Regions from separate parts of the Homo sapiens genome. Here region 1 is linked to region 2. A link is a loop called in an ENCODE intact Hi-C map of the cell type or tissue named here. Cell type or tissue: HepG2. All regions are shown on one strand. Each heading gives the region's core, and the rest is flanking DNA. Links, peaks and the distances in the headings are about the cores only.

Region 1 (8,564 bases), core at 290-8,289, 470 kb before region 2:
CCCACCAAACAAAAGTCACCTTCAGGGCTGGGCGCGGTGGCTCACGCCTGTAATCCCAGCACTTTGGGAGGCCAAGGCGGGCGGATTACGAGGTCAGGAGATCGAGACCATCCTGGCTAACACGGTGAAACCCCGTCTCTACTAAAAATACACAAAAAGTTAGCCGGGCGTGGTGGCGGGCGCCTGTAGTCCCCGCTACTCGGGAGGCTGAGGCAGGAGAATGGCGTGAACCCGGGAGGCGGAGCTTGCAGTGAGCTGAGATCGCACCACTGCACTCCAGCCTGGGCGACAGAGCGAGACTCCGTCTCAAAAAAAAAAATAAAAAAAAGTCACCTTCAGATTTTCTAGGCAGCAAACCCTTCTAACAGGGATTCTTGACAATGTGCAGACAGACGGGCTACAGGACTTGTGAACCTGGGTGATCTTCACTGCCTGAGATTTGAGCCATTCTTAGTGGGCGGCCGATGCTGTACAGGATGGGCTCCCAGCAGATGGCTTTGGGTCCTTGGGCACCCAGGTTCTGTTCCAATTCCATGGGATTGGGAGGGCGTCTCCTCGGGTCGGATTGCGGTATAATCTTCCCAGGTGACGCCAGTCACAGGACTAGGTAGGCTCTTTTTACGATCATTCCCTCATGGCTCTCAACTTGCAATAGGGGTGCTTCGATTGAGGAAATGTCTGCTGGGTCTCCATGTGTATTAGTCCGTTTTCACGCTGCTGATAAAGACATGCCTGAGACTGGATAATTTATAAAGAAAAAGAGGTTTAATAGACTCAAAGCTCCACGTGGCTGGGGAGGCCTCGGTTAATCACGGCAGAAGGTGAAAGGCATGTCTTACATGGTGGCAGACAAGAGAAAATGAGACCCAAGCGAAAGGGGAAACCCCTTATAAAACCATCAGATCTTGTGAGATTATTCACTACCACGAGAGCAATATGGGGAAAACCACCCCATGATTCAATTATGTCCAACCGGGTCCCTCCCACAACAGGTGGGAATTATGGGAGCTATAATTCAAGATGGGATTTGGGTGGGGACACAGCCACACCATATCACCGTGTGAACAACAGAAGCAGATAAAATCCGTCCCATCTAATGTAGGTATTACAACCAACTATAAGTATTGTATTTGTAAAGTAGCTTCATGAAAATCAGTCTAAATTAAATTCACATAAGCTACATAAAGAAATACTACAAGGGGGCAGGTGTGGTGGCTCACACCTGTAATCACAGCACTTTAGGAAGCTGAGGCAGGCAGATCACTTGAAGTCAGGAGTTTGAGACCAGCCTGGCCAATATGGCAAAACCCCATCTCTACTAAAAAAATACAAAAATTAGCTGGGTGTGGTGGCATGTGTCTGTAATCCCTGCTACTTGGGAGGCTGAGGTGTGAGAATCACTTGACCCTAGAAGGTGGTGGTTATGGTGAGTTGAGATTATGCCACTGCACTCTAGCCTGGGCAACAGAGAGAGACTCCATCTCAAAAAAAAAAAGAAAGAGAAGAAGAGAGAGAGAAAGAGAGAAAGAGAAAGAGAAAGAAAAAGAGAAAGAAGGAAAGAGAAAAGGGAGGAAGGAAGGAGAGAGAAAGAGAAAAGAGAAAGAAAGACCTTCCCCTGCTCCCTGAATGCTGCAGACATAAGTCGAGCAGAAGAAATCAGATTTCACAATACACGCGCTGACTTTTATCCCACCCACTTTTGCTGTGGACCAGAGCCTGGGCTGCAGAGGTGGTTTCTGGAGGCCAAGCAGCTTTGGCCTTGGCGCCTGTGCTGTGGGAAGGCCAAGCTGACTTGAGGCCTTTGCTCCCACCCCTGCAAAGCCTGGATTCTGTGTGTGCAGAGCCCCGCCGGCTTCCCAGCCCTGTGCTTCAGATGGTCCTGGGTGCGTGGGGACACTCGGTGACAGATCGGGAAGTGGGCACTGTCTCTCCTATGAAGCCGGCTTGAGAGGGGACACACAGTGTTTTGAAGACTTGGCCCGGCACATTTGGACAGGTCTTGCTGAGTGATCACTGCACAGCTCTGAGCCCCACAGGTCCTGGCTATCCACAGGCATGAAACACCAGCCCCAGCACGTCCCTGTGAGGGTGCCATGGATGTCACCCAGGACAGCACTCTTCCATCTGTAAAGGGCTCCGTTATCACATGCCTCTGCTATTGTCATACTTAATTTTCACTTTACACAGTTCACACTCAGGTGTGCAAAATTAGGGCTTGATTTTCCTAGAACTGAGTTGTATCTGTATCTGGAGCACCCATTCTGGTTGATGGCAGAAAAAGTAGTCGCGTGGATTCAGATACCTTCCAACCAACCTCACTCCAAGTAGGATTTTCTTTGGTACCTCTTTCTTCCTGGGGTCAGCTCCAAGGGCAGGGGCCTTGGTGAGGAGATGCCATCTGCTCTTGGCCCACCCTGGCTAGAGCTAACATGCACAATTGTCCTGTCATGGTCTCTGGTCTCAGGCTCCCTGGACACCTGGTGTGTGGTCCTGCTGGTGTCTGCGGATGCTTCTACCCCAAACCCCTGTCCTAACCAGGAAGTGACGTTGTGGCCGGCAAGTTCTCGCTCTCAACCTGCATCGTCTCTGTCCCTGGCCACATGGGTAAGCATCATTTTTCTGTCCCCACTGGGGACTCCTGGCTTTGCTGTGGGGCTGACCCTGCACCCTCATGCAGTCCTCTTCTGAGCTCTGGGGTTGGGGCCACTCATTCTCTGAGAACTCCGAGCTGGAATTGGAACGCACCTCTCTTCTACTCTGGGACCCCCAAACCTATTTGAAGACTTCTATGATGCCCTTCCCACCACTGCCCAAGTGAGCCTGGCATTTTAGACTTCAAAGCCAATAAAAATAGCAAAGGCATTTCTTTCTCTCTCCCTCCCTGGCACTCCATATCCTCACACTCAATGCAGAGCCAAACAGGGGTCTCACCCTCCAAGTGAGGGACAGACCCCTGAGCTCATCCTGTCAGTCCCCAGAGAGTCATGGTGCCCACGTTGCCCTCACATCCAGCCCCTCAGGCAGGGCCCTGGGCTGATTCTCACAGCCGGCCTCCAACCCCTGGTGGGGGGTGTGGAGTGTAGATGGTGTGGGGACCACCACTTCCTCCCTGGCCTCATGCACAGCTTGAAATCCCACAGCACAGAAATGTTTCCCTTTGAGGGTGGGTAACATGGACTTGTGTCCCAGGACTGGGAAGAGCTTGGGGTCTGGCTTCAGCCTGGCTCCTTACTCCAGAGAGGGCTGGGATGATCACTTTCCTTCTGGGTCGCCGGGGTTCTCGTTGGTGAAAGGTAGAGGATGAGTCAGGGTCTGTAAACTGGCAGCTTGAGGGTTCAAATTAGTCAGCAGATGAGACGTTTTAGGGCCTGGAAACTGCGGTCCCTTTCCTGGAGGGCATATCCCCACCACTCACTGGCCAGTGTCACTCATCTGCACTGTTGCTCTAGCCTGGTCAAGGCTTACACTTGTATCTTCTCATGGCAGCCCCCAAAGATGCTCACATGGGAATCCTGGGAACCTGTGAGTGTGTTACTGTATTAGTCTGTTTTCATGCTGCTGATAAAGACATACCTGGGACTGGGTAATTTATAAAGAAAAAGAAGTTTAATGGACTCAGTTCCACGTGGCTGGGAATCCTCACAATTATGGCAGAAGGCGAAATGCACGTCTTACATGGCAGCAGACAAGAGAGAAATGAGAACCAAGTGAAAGAGGTTTCCCCTTATGAAACCACTTGAGATAGTTAGTAGGTCTTGAGACCTATTAACTATCATGAGAACAGTATGGGGGAAGGTGCCCCGTGACTCAATTATCTCCCACTGGGTCCCTCTCACCACACATGGGAATTATGGGAGCTACAATTCATGATGAGATTTGGGTGGGGACACATCCAAACCGTATCAGTTACCTTACCTGGTAAAAGGGACTTCTCAGATGCGATTAAGCTAAAGATTGTGAGAGGGAGAGATTATCCTGGATCCTCTGGGTGGGCCCAGTGTGATCACAAGGGTTGTTTAAATGAGGGACACACAGAAAGGTTTGACTGCCAGAGAACCATCAGAGCGTCGCAGCGTGAGACACAGTCAGCCATTGCTGGGTTTGAAGATGAAGGAAGGGGCCATGAGCCAAGGAATGCAGGCCGCCTGTGTGGAAAGGACCAGGAAACAGATTCTCCCCTGGAGCCTCCAGAAGGAACCAGCTTGACCTCAGCCCAGCAAGACCTGTTTGAGACTTCTGACTTCCAGAACTGTATGGTAAGAAATCCTGGCAGTTTTAGGCCACCAAATTTGTGATAATTTCTTACAGTTGCAATGGGAAACGAGTACACTCCCTCTTATGTTCTCAGGTGGGTAACTTTGCCTCCTAACCCTGGACATTTGGCCATGTCTGGAGATATTTTTGGTTGTCACAGTTGGGTGAGAGGTGGTACTGACATCTAGTGGGTAGAGGCAGGAAAGCTCCCATAACAGAGTTATTCAGCCCGAAATGCTGTGCTAAGATTGATACCAGGCCTGAGCTCCGGTATGCGTCACATTTTGGACTGTGGACTGCCCTGACAGGCAAGTTCTTCCTTTAGAGGAAAAAACACCGCCTGCCGCAGTCAAGGCTCGGGGCACGGCCCAGGAGGTGCCCTGGAGAAGACTGAGACCCGGGTTGCAGCAGTGAGCCCCATTCTGGCTGGTGGGAGAAAACGGCGATCTCAGGACAGACTTGCGGAGAGCGCGGACTCCCGTAAAAAGAAGAGGCGCGGGCGCCTGCTCGCTGCCCGGCCGCTTTCCGAGGGAAATACCCACGGCGGCCACACGATGGCAGCCTTGCCCAAACCAAAGCCCGCCGGGCGCGCTCCGAGGTCCGCAGCCCCGAGTCGGTGCCCCCAGGCGGTGGACGCGGGGCCGCCCTCCCACAGAATCCAAGGGCGCTCGGCCTGGGTGGGCGTCTTTAGCTGCAGCTAGAAACTCTGCGCTTAACAGGGGAAAGAAACAGAGCCGCACGGACTGCACGCTCCTGCCTGCTCGTCCGCCTCGATGTAAACAGCTCATCTGTGCCAACGTGGAACTACGTTCTCCCCATCCCCACGTTTCAGTGCTGTGACAAGACAGATAACACAGCTGAGATTTATTCTTCAAAGGGGCTCGCGTGTCTTTTCTTCTTCTTTTTTTTTGACTGAGTCTCGCTCGCTCTGTCGCCCAGGCTGGAGTGCAGTGGCGATCTCGGCTCACTGCAGCCTCTGCCTCCCGGGTTCAAGCGATTCTCCTGCCTCAGCCTCCAAGCAGCTGGGACTACAGGCGTCCGCCACCACGCCCAGCTAATTTCTGTATTTTTAGTAGAAACGGGGTTTCACCATGTTGGCCAGGCTGGTCTCGAACTCGCGACCTCATGTGATCCGCCCACCTCGGTCTCCCAAAGTGCTGGGATTACGAAAAAAAAAATGTCTAGCTTTCATTGTAAGTCCAGGAGTGCAGACCCCAGATTTCCCTAATTACTTCATTAACCCCATAGACTTGCAAATAAATAAATACATACGTAAACAATTCAACTAACCCACTGCAATGCACCCTGCCTCCCTTCACCACAGGTTGAAAGTGGGGGGCCTTGAGACTCACGTATTCCTTGGGATTCCCCACCCGGGCACAAAAGCTGGGGGGTGCAGTGGGGGCCGCCCACTTTCTCCCTCTTAGCCTCTCTGGCCCTTGGGCATTCTATAGAAAACACGGGGGCCATGGGCCAAGAGGCACCCCCCGATCCAGCTGTGATCTGGACTCCCTTCTGTTCTGTGTCATCAATTTGGCCCCATTTTCATCTGTAGTTTTTTTGATGTGTTATTTGGCTTCTTTTCAGCAGCAGCAGCAGCAGCAGCCAAAATACTCTGGGGCCAGTGTGCTTCGTTTATAAAATGGGGACAGTGTCTCTCTGGAAGGATTCGCTGGGAAGATGAAGGTAAATGTGCAGCGTCCCAGGGATGCCAAGTTCACAGTGGCCCTGGCTTGCAACGATGAGAATGGAACTGGGGGTGAGAAGAGGGAAGAGAGGGAACAAGGAGGTGGAACATCCAACAGAACGTGCTGGGGCCGGGCGCCCCTACCTGCCCCCAGGGAGGTTGAACTGAGATAGCTGGGAGCTGGGGGAGGCAGACCTGGTACTTGAATTGGGGTGGGAGGGATGGAAGATGCCCTTCTAGCCCAAGAAGCCCTCCCCCTAGTTAAACCAAGCTGGGACTGGTTAACAGAGGTGCCCAAGATCCTCCCAGCCACAGGGTGCCCCATCCTCCGGGGACTACCGACTTAAGGATAGCATGCTCTCAGCTTATAGAAGTTCTAATTACTGTTTTAAAACTGGTTCATGCACTTTGGGAGGCTGAGGTGGGAGGATTGCTTGAGCTCAGGATTTCAATACCAGCCTGGGCAACATAGTGAGATACCATCTCTACAAAAAATGAAAACATTAGCTGACCATGGTGGCACATCCCTGTAACCCCAGCTACTTGGGAGGCTAAGATGGGAGGATTGCTTGAGGCCACAAGTTTGAGGCTGCAGTCAGCTGTGATCCCACCTTAGTACTCCAGCCTGGGCCACAGAGCGAGACCCTGTCTCAACACACAAACAAACAAAAACAAAACAAAACAAAACACTGGTTCATGCAGTCATCCTTCCCATGCACACTGGTGGCTTCCATGGGCCAAGTGCTGTGCTGAGGACTGGTACAGACGCGTGGGTATGGCAGAAAATTATCCTTCTACAGCCCTTGGCTCCCAAGGACCAGATGCAGGTGCAGCCAGCGAGATGAATACAGGAGGGGACTTCCGAGGAGGGGCAGGTGGGGTCCACTTGTGGATATTTATGCTGGATTGTAAGCTCCCTGAAGTCAGGGTCAGGGCTCACAGCGCCCTCAGTATTGATGCAATCAGCGCCGTGTGAGTGTCAGCTGAAAGTCTGAAGAGCTAGAAAGAATCTCCAGGAGAACTTGGACTCTGCCACATCTGGTGGCATTCCTGCTGCTGTGGTGTCCTGCATGAAGAAACCCTGAAGTTCATGGGCTCGGCACACACCTGGGTTAGCATCCTAGCCTGAGGTCCAGGTGACAGCTGTGTAGGGCGTGCAGTGGCAGAGCTGGGTGTCCCAGGCAGCTGGGAGGCCCTGGAGTGGGAACAGGGACCCTTGCCTTTAATTAGTCATATCTTGCTATATTTCCACACACTGCCCAAGTACTACACCACTAACAATGCTATTATTGGTGTATATACAGCTAGACTTTGCTTTAAAAGTGAAGCATTTTATTCTATACTAGAAATCATACCGCACATGCAGTTTAATTCCTGTTTTTTTAAAAATGTGAGAACTACCTATTTCACCCCAGTGTTTTAACCATCATCTTTTTTTTTTAATAGAGACAGTCTTGAACTCCTGGGTTCAAGTGATCTTCCCGCCTTAGCATTCCTAAGTGCTGGGATTAGAGGCGTGAGTCACCCCACCTGGCCCGTCATACTTTAAGTCTGCCTAAGATCTCATCACATAGCTGCACCACGGTGGACACCACCGCTTTCCTCCTCTTGAATGTTTAGGGTCCTTCCTGTTTCATGCTGTTATAAAGAACGATCTAGGCTGGATACGGTGGCTCACGCCTGTAATCCTAGCACTTTGGGAGGCCAGGACAGGTGGATTGACTGAGCTGAGGAGTTTGAGACCACCCTGGGCAACATGGTGAAACTCCGTCTCTACTAAAATACAAAAAAAAATTAGCCAGGTGTGGTGACATGCACCTGTAGTCCCAGCTACTCGGGAGGCTGAATTGCTTGAACCCAGGAGGTGAAGGTTGCAGTGAGCCGAGAGCTCTTACCCAAAGGAATAAAACCAAAGAGGGTACAGGAAATATTTTTTGTTAGGGGAGGATTTCTGATACCCTAGTTTGATAGTGAAACTGTTTTGATAGCGGAAGAACTAGTGGCATTGTGGTGGGGGGATGCGGACCGGGCTGTAATCCCGCAGCACGCTGGCCGCATTTGGAGTGGGTTGCACGTGCCTCCTGCTCCTAGGGCCCTCTGCCTTCCCTCCCCTGCATATCAGAACACAGGGGAGGTGCAGGCATGCCTGGCAGAATGCATGTGGCAGAATAACGAGCATGGTGATTGCTAGTGTTCCGGTGTGACCAGGTAGCTCTGATTCCCCAGAGTGAGTCTGAGGACCCTGCTTTGGATGTGAGATGATTTTGAGGGCTGTGCGGATGGCTGTTATTAAGTTTAATAGTTCTCTGTTGATCCTGAAGTTAATTTTTATTTGAGGCAAGTGGTACTCCTTTTGATTGACAGTTGCCCTATGAAGTTGATATTTACATACTGTTTGCAAGTATAATAATGAGTTGACTTAAGAAAATAAGTAAACAAAAATACAAGTGGCAAAATCGTGAGGATGACATGGAAATGAATATGTTTGTTAAACCACTAAAAAGGCTGGGAAGAAGTCTCCTAAATGGAGAGCAATGAACCGACCAGCACCTGGGGCAGGGCGGGGAGGCAGGGCGGCGCCTTGGTAAAACTTCCTCAGGGATTTTTCATCCTTCCTGTGTTT
Region 2 (8,564 bases), core at 433-8,432:
AGCAAGTCATGTATGTATCCTTGAGCTCTCCTGACTAACACAGAGTTTCTTGGTGGCTAACTTGGAATACAGAAAGGGCTTTACCAAGCATGGCCAGGGCCCTTTTCTCAGCTTTGGGTTACCAGCTCCATTTTATTTCAGGCAGAAGCTTATCACTAGATTGTGAGAAGGCCAAAATGCAGGGTGTGGAGGGACTTTGTAAGGCCAGAGGCACCACTGAAACCTCTGATGAAGGCACCAAGACAATCTGTTTAATTCAGATCCAAAGTAGACTTCATGGCTTTCACGGTTGGTCAGGAGGCTCTCTTGAGAGACTTATACACTGTCCTTTCATTTCATGCTCAGATTTAATATTGAATTCCCTTATTGTGGATAGGATAAATAAGATGAAGAAATCGGAACACAGAGACAGAACTCTGAGATTTGCCTGGTCATCTGACACTAAAATGAAGATTTCTACTTTATCCATTCACTAAAAAAAAAAATTTAAAGAAATCAGTAGTGAAATGGGAATTTTTTATCCCTTAAATAAAAAAATAGAGTTTTATTTTATGACCTTAACCAAGTCAGCTGACATTTCAACTTCGTACTTTTAGAAAATAGGAACACATTACTGACCTATTAGGTCTTCTGAATCTATCCCCAATTTTTAATGTGTTAACATCAAGGGGGATAAAAAAGTGACACACCTGCCACTTAAGTCAATTTGAATACTCCACAGTTGGGTGACTGGAGGCAAAGTGAAGAACAAGTCACAGGGGCATGAGATCATGTTAAATTCAGTGGCAGGGCGGGTCCCAGTGGCTGACGTGTGCTCAGGAAGGTAGCAGCAGAGCAGGGACCAGGGAAGCATCTCGACCTGACAGCTGTGGAGTGAAAGGCTCAAGGCAATCCCAGTGCTCCTAAAAGAGCTGGGCTAAAGTTCTAATTTGAAATTACTAGATTACAGAACATGACGAAGTATTTACAAATGTTTTGAAATGTGTATTTCATTTGAGTTTAAAATGTGTAGTGCTTAGATTTCAGGCACCGCAGATAATCCTCAAAGAGACCGGGGGAGGAAAGGAGATTACATGCTTGTACACAAGCAATGACCATGGAGTGCTAGAACCTAGAGCACCCACATAGGAACATGGGTGGGCCCGACATCTTCAGGACCTGAGGGCTGGAATGGAGACAGATAGGAAGGGAAATTTAGATAAGGGAATAGCATGAGGAAGAGCATGGCAGGCATTTGTGGGGAACACAGTTGCCCAGGATACTGAAGAGAATGAGAGACATGAAGTTCCCCTTTCATTAAGCAACAAATCGACATCGGATCTATATCATTTAAAATGAGACTTTCAACTATCTCAAAACATAAACAGGAAAAAGAAATGGAAAAACTGATAAAAATGGGTTATAATATTTGGAATTCAATCTTTGTTTTCTTTTCCTCTTTCTCAAGTTTTGTTTTTAATGTAAAAGGTTCACAAGCTGAACCATGTGCCCATTTCTGCTTCTGCACCAACCGCTCATTATTTCTGTCTTGTATACTGAGCACTACAAAGTCACAGGAAGATGTTTCAATCACTAATGGCCTTACAGCCAAAGCTCATAATTAAAGGTTTTGATGAGCCGTGGGATGCAGAAGACCATTACAGAGGCAGAGACTGGGGCTCAGGAAGGGTGAGGGACTTGCATAAGGTCACACTGCTGGTGGGTGACCAAGAACTGAGACCAACTCTCTGATTCTGGCTTGTTTTCTACTACAGTTTCTCAATAAAAATATGAAGAAAATCAATCACAATGACAGCAAGTAGTTGAATTAGATTAAGGATGTCAAAGAATTATCTGGAGAGCATTTGTGAAAACAGATCCCAGTGCTACATAATATGGATTTCTAAAAATCTCCTTAGGTGATTGAAACACAGCCAGGTTTTGTAATTAAATTACCCCCAGAATCTAGACTGTGTAAAGATGCTAAGTTCTTCCAAGCTATAGATATTAGGGGTGACTTATTTTTTTTCCCCAACTAAAAGAGACTATGATTTTAAGCAAAATGTAATTGTGCCAATATGTGCTATGATACATTCTAAAACAAGTTTAAGATTTTCAAATTGTCTAGTTTTTACATTCTGTTCCACATGTGTATATATGTGTGTGTGTGACGAATAAACATCTGACTTGTGAATTAAAAAAAATGTTAGCCCAGATTTTACCAAAGCAGTTTTTTATTGCTAATCCCAGGTTCAACTGCTTTTAATTTTACATCTATTGACTCAGCAGTTATAGGCCCAGAGATACAGTCCAAAGTCCTGGACAAAAATCAATGTATGTCTCACTCCCAAGGTCCTTGACTCCATTCGGCCATCTTGCAAATTGTATTGTCTGCTTCCACTGGGGCCTGGGTTGATCCTGGAAGCCATACTGAGGAAAGTGCATGAAGGAGTAAGAACTATCACTAACACACTGTTCCCATTGATCCAAAAGGCAGTTTTGGTTCCAAATATAGTTTTCCTCACTACAATTTTGGGATGACTCAGATGATCACTTACCTCGAGGAGTTCACTGTGTCCACAGTAGGATAGGGCAAAACCACATATTCTATTATATTTTGTATAAGACATAGCACATAGATATAATGCGTTTACTCTTCAAGGAGAGGAGGTGCATACCATTGTTTTATTTGATAGATAAAAGCTCATGGCAAAAACGTAAAAGTTTAAACTAGTTTCCATCCATGAAATGAGTAAGACTCATGGTTCTTAGTATTTTCGTGACTAAAGGGATCCAATTTTGGTATCTAATATTAATGAAACGCTCATGTAGTGTGTCCCCACATGGGTACTTCTGGAAAAGTCTACACTGTGAACTGGACTTCACCAAAGTGAGCAGGAAGGGAAATCCCGACACGCCCTGATGCTCTTGTCTCTAAAGGCATTTTGAGTGGAGAGAAGTGGGGGAGAGGGGAAGAAGCGGGTAGGAGGGGAGGAGGAGGATGGGGAGGAAGAGGATGCGGAGGAAACAGCAGCAGTATCAGGTAGAGGTACAACTCTTACTAAGTTGCCCTGCTCCCCAGAAGAGGGAAACCAAGCATGATGATCAAGTCTGGAAAACACTTCCTTTGAACTCCTACCCCTCAGAAACTACTTCCCTATTCCCCAAACCAAATTTCTGCTAATTCATCATGAACCAAGAACGTATGCAGGATAGGGAGGAGTGGAGGCCATAGGACACGGGCACCGCAGAATGGAACCTCATAGCCGCCGGTTCCACCGTCCCTTTCTTGGACCAGAAGGAACAGGACCTAGATTTCTGGATCCCCCATTGTCCAATCACAGGTTCCCACCGCACCCAATGGCCCCCTCCCGTCGCGGTCCTAGAAAATCCCGAGCCACTGGTCCCGGTCAGGCCCGGCGGGCCAGGGGCGGGGCGCCAGGAAGAGCTGCGCACCCAGGACTTGCGGTCTCTCCTTACCCGCGAGGGTAGGCCGGACCCCACCCCCGGAAGCCCGCCCTGATCTCACCTGCCAGGTGGGCATCCCGAGGGTGCGCGGCCTCCCAGCCCCTCCCCGGCCCCGCAGCCTGGCGGGGGAACCCCAGGCGCTCGCCTGCGCTTACCGGCCGGGGGCTCCCGCAGGCTGAGGCGCACGTTCAGGTACTCCACCTCCGAGAAGACAGCCAGGGCCGCGGTGCTGGCCGAGGCGCGGGGGCAGGTGCTCGGGCCCCAGGCGGCGGTGGCGCGCCCCTGGGCCTCCAGGCGCAGCGCGCGCAGGGCCACCGGCTCGGACGCCTCCAGCAGCACGTGCCCGGCCACTGTCTCGCCGCTGGAATAGCAGCCCTTGCGCTCGTCCTCGAACACCAGACCCAGGCTCTTCACGCGGCCCTCGGCACCCACGGCCGCCGCGCACCCAGCCTCCCCGCCCATCCCGCCGGGCGACTCTTTCCTGCCCCTGAGGTCGGCAGAGGCCCGGAGCCGGGGTCGCGAGCACAGCGGCGCCGCTGTCACAGGCGCTCGCGGCAGGGTAAGGCCGCCGCGGCAGCCGTGCGGTACCCGATGGGGCACCGGCTCGCCGAGAGGCCTGTCGCTTTAACAAACCCAGTTGGGCCTGGAAAAGGGCCGGGACAGCCCACCCCCGGCGGGCGGCCATTGGTCAGCTGCGAGCCCTGCTTCTTGCTGATTTGTTGTAGATGGTCACTGAGTCATTTCATTGGCGCTCCCACGCGTGGGTGGGCGCAGGAAGGCCGTGCGTGATCAGGGAGTGTTGGCCAATCGGGAGGCTCCGGCGTGCACGTGCACAGGCCGTTTACTGGCTGAGGCCAGGCACAGTCCTGGAGCCCTGGCCAATAGTGAGGCGGTGCGCCCATGTGGACAGACAGTGGGAAACAGTATCTGTCAGGGAGGGGGCGGAACAGGGTTATCTCCGGCTCTCAGCGTGTCAGCCGTTCCCATAGTTACGAACGGGGGCGGGGTTTCTAGCAGCGTAAGGACTTTGCAGGAGCCACTGGGTTCTCGCTAAAGCATGAAGTTGTGGCTGTAACTGGCTTGTGTTTATGATTACATCTGCAATACTCGAGGGGAAATAGATGCTCTGGGAAACGGAACTCGGCAATATTTCCTTTTGAGATCTTGGGGGCCGGCCGCATCGGGACTTTAATGAATGACTTGGAATCTTCTAACCTCCAGGTTTTTGATCACCGCCTCTCCCAGGTTTCAGAATTCCCAGCCCATGTAAGAGCCATAGATAAGAAAAATGAGGGTTGTGGTTTTAAACCTGATACATCCCCTAAGGAGTTCTCCTCCTAAGCTCCGCAGTGTCGCTGTTAGGAATAGCTGGAACTCTGATTCTTCCTGCTGTAAATAAGATCATGAATCACATTGTTTTTGAACAACATCTGTCACTCAAGTTTCTGCCCCACCCGAAAGTTTCCTGACATCATTGTCATATCCACAGAAATTTCCAATTGCCTTGATGACTTGTTCCTCACGCCCAAGTTTCCTCCGGCTTGTCCTGCTACATTTTCCTTTTCAACCTTCCATTTTTTCTCTGTTCTGTTTTTTACCATCTTGCATAGCTGTCATTAGCTGGTCATCATTTTCTTAACTTTTAAGTTGTCCCCTTATCGACATGCCACGTTTGTGAGCTGTTATGTATTGATTAATCTCACAATGAAATTTAGCAATTTTCCTAAAAAAAAAACCTCAAAGTAAAGGTTGCTCTACTACCCTCGTTGAGTTTAGATTATTAATGTGGAGATTTAGTAAAGTTTTATAAGTTCAAAATTTCCTTATTACCTCTCAGAGAAAGTGGAAAAGTCACAAATTAGGCTCTGTGTAAAGTTCAGAAATAGTTGCTATTCTCTGACCATTTCGTCTAGAATAGCTCCCTACATGATCTTACTCTGCCTACTTTTTTTTTTATATAACACAACGTGACCTTACGTGTTTATCTATGTATTATCCATCCCACTCATTTGAAACACAGAACTTGTTCTCATTCGTTTTTTGACCTCTAGGGCCTAACACAGATCTTAGCATACAGTAAGTGCTCAATAAATGTTGAGTGATTGAATGATGTATCCTAACCGTGTAGTAGTATTGGCTCTGCAATACATGAATAGTGTTCTGCCTCTTACTCTACTAAACTTTCACTGTCTCCAGGCAATGGTTCCCTCCAAATTAAGTGGCTGGGAGAGGGAGAAAAGGACAATGGTCCTAACGGTAATGAAAGGACAAAATGGCAGGTTTTGCATTCTGTACTGGGAAAGACCAGACTCTCTGTTTTCATTTCAGTTAAGAACAGTTTTGGCCAGCCAGGCATGGTGGCTCACACCTGTAATACCAGCATTTCGGGAGGCCGAGGCGGGCAGATCACAAGGTCAAGAGATCGAGACCATCCTGGCCAACATGGTGAAACCCCGTTTCTACTAAAAATACAAAAATTAGCTGGGTGTGGTGGCTCGCACCTGTAGTCGCAACTACTCGGGAGGCTGAGGCAGGAGAATCTCTTGAACCCGGGAGGCGGAGGTTTTCAGTGAGCCGAGATTGTGCCACTGCACTCCAGCCTGGGTAAGAGAGCGAGACTCCATCTCAAAACAACAACAACAAACAATAGTTTTGGCTACAGGTAACAACAGACTGTGTGACCAACACACATTCTGCCTTTAAAAATATTTCTTGTTTACTAGACGAAAAGGTCAGTAGTAGAGTATGGGCCCTTCAGATTGATTCATCAGAATCCTTTTATCTTTCTCTTTGACATACTCTGCTCCCTTCATCGTAGTAGGGATTACCACAGCTCTAAGTGTCTCCTTGTCTTCCTTACACCACAGAGTTCAACACATAAAGCAAGGGAGGGTCTGCAAGCAAACAAAAATTCTCTTTTCTCTCAGAAAGAAGATATATTTATATCCCAGATGCCCCCAACAGACTTCTTACATGTCATTGGCCAAAACTGAGTCATATGTACACCTATAGATTATTGACTGGCAAAAATAAGTAGGATTTTTACAATTCACTTAGACCAGTCATTCTTCTCTGGGTGCTGGACACAATCAGAGCTCTGTTAACAAGGAAGAGGGGCAAATGGCTGTTGAGCAGTCAACATTGTAGAGCCATTTGAGTGGCTTAAGTGGGTCTGGCCAAATTTGCTATAGCGTAGAGCTGCCCCAGCCAGACATAAAGAGGATATTTAAATAAAAAATATTCTATAACTAGAGAGAAGTTAATTTATATGGTGACTCAACTCATTCACAGATAAAATTCCATTTTTGTTGTGTATACATTACAATGAATATTCGAGTTCAGCTACTATTAATATAGCAGCATATGACAGTTTAAAAAATCCAATCTGACAATGTCTTTTAATTGGCATGTTTACCATCTGCATGTAATGTGATCTTTAACAACGTAACAACGTTGGTGCTATAACTTGCATCCCCAAAATTCAGATGCTGGAATCCTAACGCCCAAGATGATGGTATTAGGAGGTAGGGGCTTTGGGGAGGTGATTAGGCCGTGAATGCCAGGGCCCTCATGAGTGGGACTAGTGCCCTTACAAAAGAGTCCCGAGAGAGAACTCTCGCTCCTTCCACCGTGTGAGGATGTAGAAGGCACCATCTATGAAGACGCAGGCTGCTATGGCTTAGATATGGTTCGTCCACACCAAAACTCATATTGAGATTTGATGCCCAATGTGGCAGTGTTGGGAGGTGGAACCTAGTGGAAGGTGTTTGGGTCATTGGAGTTGATCCCTCATGAATAGCTTAACACCCTCTGGCAAGAGTGAGTGAGTTCTTGCTCTCATGGGACTGGATTGGTTCTCACTCGAGCAGGTTGGTAAAAAGAGTGTCGTCCATTTCTCTCTCTTGCTTCTTCTCTCCCCATGTGATCTCTTTGTGCACGTCTGCTCCCCTTCTGCTTTTTGTGGTGAGTGGAAGTGGCCTGAATTCCTTACCACATGCAGCTGCCCAATCTTAAACTTTTTGGCCACCAGAATCATGAGTTACATTAACCTCTTTTTTTTTTTTTTTTTGATATATTACCTAGCCTCAGGTATTCTGTTTCTTTAGCAACACTAAATAGACTAAGAGCCTGGGCATGGTGGCTCATGCCTATAATCTCAGCACACTGGGAGGCCAAGGTAGGCAGAAAGCTTGAGATTAGGAGTTGGAGACCAGCATGGGCAATATGACAAAACCCTGTCTCTATAAAAGATATAAAAATTAGCTGGGCATGGTGGCATGTGCCTGTAGTCCCAGCCACTTGGGAAGCTGAGGCAGGAGGATTGCTTGAGCCCAGGAGGTCGAGGCTGCAGTGAGCCAAGATTGCGACACTGCACTCCAGCCTTGGTCATAGAGTGAGACCCTGTCTCAAAACAAAACAAAACAACAACCACCACCAGATGAAAACACAGGTCCTCATGGGACACCAAATCTTCTGGTGCCTTGATCTTTTGACTCTGTAGTCTCTAAACTATGAGAAATAAATGTTTGTTGTTTATAAGCCACCTCGTTTTATGGCATTTTGTTATAACAGCCTGAACAGACTAAGACAGTCGGTTTTATATGTGTCATTTTGTTATTTGCTTTGGTTGTGCCTTCATCAGTGTGTCTGTGTTTCTTTATTCTTTTTTTCCTGCTTTCATTTTGATTATTTGAACATCTTTTGGTAATCCATTTAAATTTATCTTTTTTTTACTTTATATATATTTTTAGCAGTTGCTCTAGGAATGACTGCCTTTCCCCTTTTACGCTATAGTTGTCATGTGTATTACATCCACATACATTAAAATTTACATTTGTATGAACCTCAGAAAACCCATCAGACAATTTTACATTTTATGTTTATGCTACTCTCAAGGCATAAACATAAAAATGGGGGAAAAGAAACAAATCTTCCTTACAGCAGAATCCCAAATAATTTATATAGATTCTCCTCCCACTCACTTGGAGTGGGTGCTAGACCTAGTGACTTGCTTTCAACCCAACAAACCATCTTTTGACCAGGTGATGAAGACTAACATCACCAGTGATAAGTTCTGTTGATAGTGTGTACCTCTCATATGATGTTATGTAAAGGGC

Evidence for each region. Peaks named below come from ENCODE experiments on the same cell type or tissue, not always from the same donor. Only the 100,000 strongest peaks of a DNase experiment are listed, where the experiment ranks them.
Region 1: it touches region 2 in a loop (16-fold over the local background); 3 of 110 quality-filtered maps call a loop at or near these places.

What each region holds. Positions count from the first base shown.
Region 1 is chr15:98,424,778-98,433,341 of GRCh38, reverse strand. No RefSeq gene overlaps it. Among named protein-coding and RNA genes, the nearest start is that of LINC02351, 8.1 kb to the right of the region's middle. RefSeq lists silencers at 4,668-4,962, 4,688-4,982. In HepG2, for the core only: CTCF peaks have their summits at 4,433 (motif pointing left) and 4,812 (motif pointing right); a DNase peak (open chromatin) is centred at 4,521; H3K4me3 peaks cover 422 bases; H3K27me3 peaks cover 2,618 bases.
Region 2 is chr15:97,956,207-97,964,770 of GRCh38, reverse strand. It overlaps ARRDC4 (arrestin domain containing 4), which reads right to left and starts at 4,068. Exons shown (of 8, transcript NM_183376.3): 1 at 3,603-4,068. The coding sequence starts at 3,909. In HepG2, for the core only: no CTCF peak of the experiment used is centred there; DNase peaks (open chromatin) are centred at 2,300 and 4,360; H3K4me3 peaks cover 1,682 bases.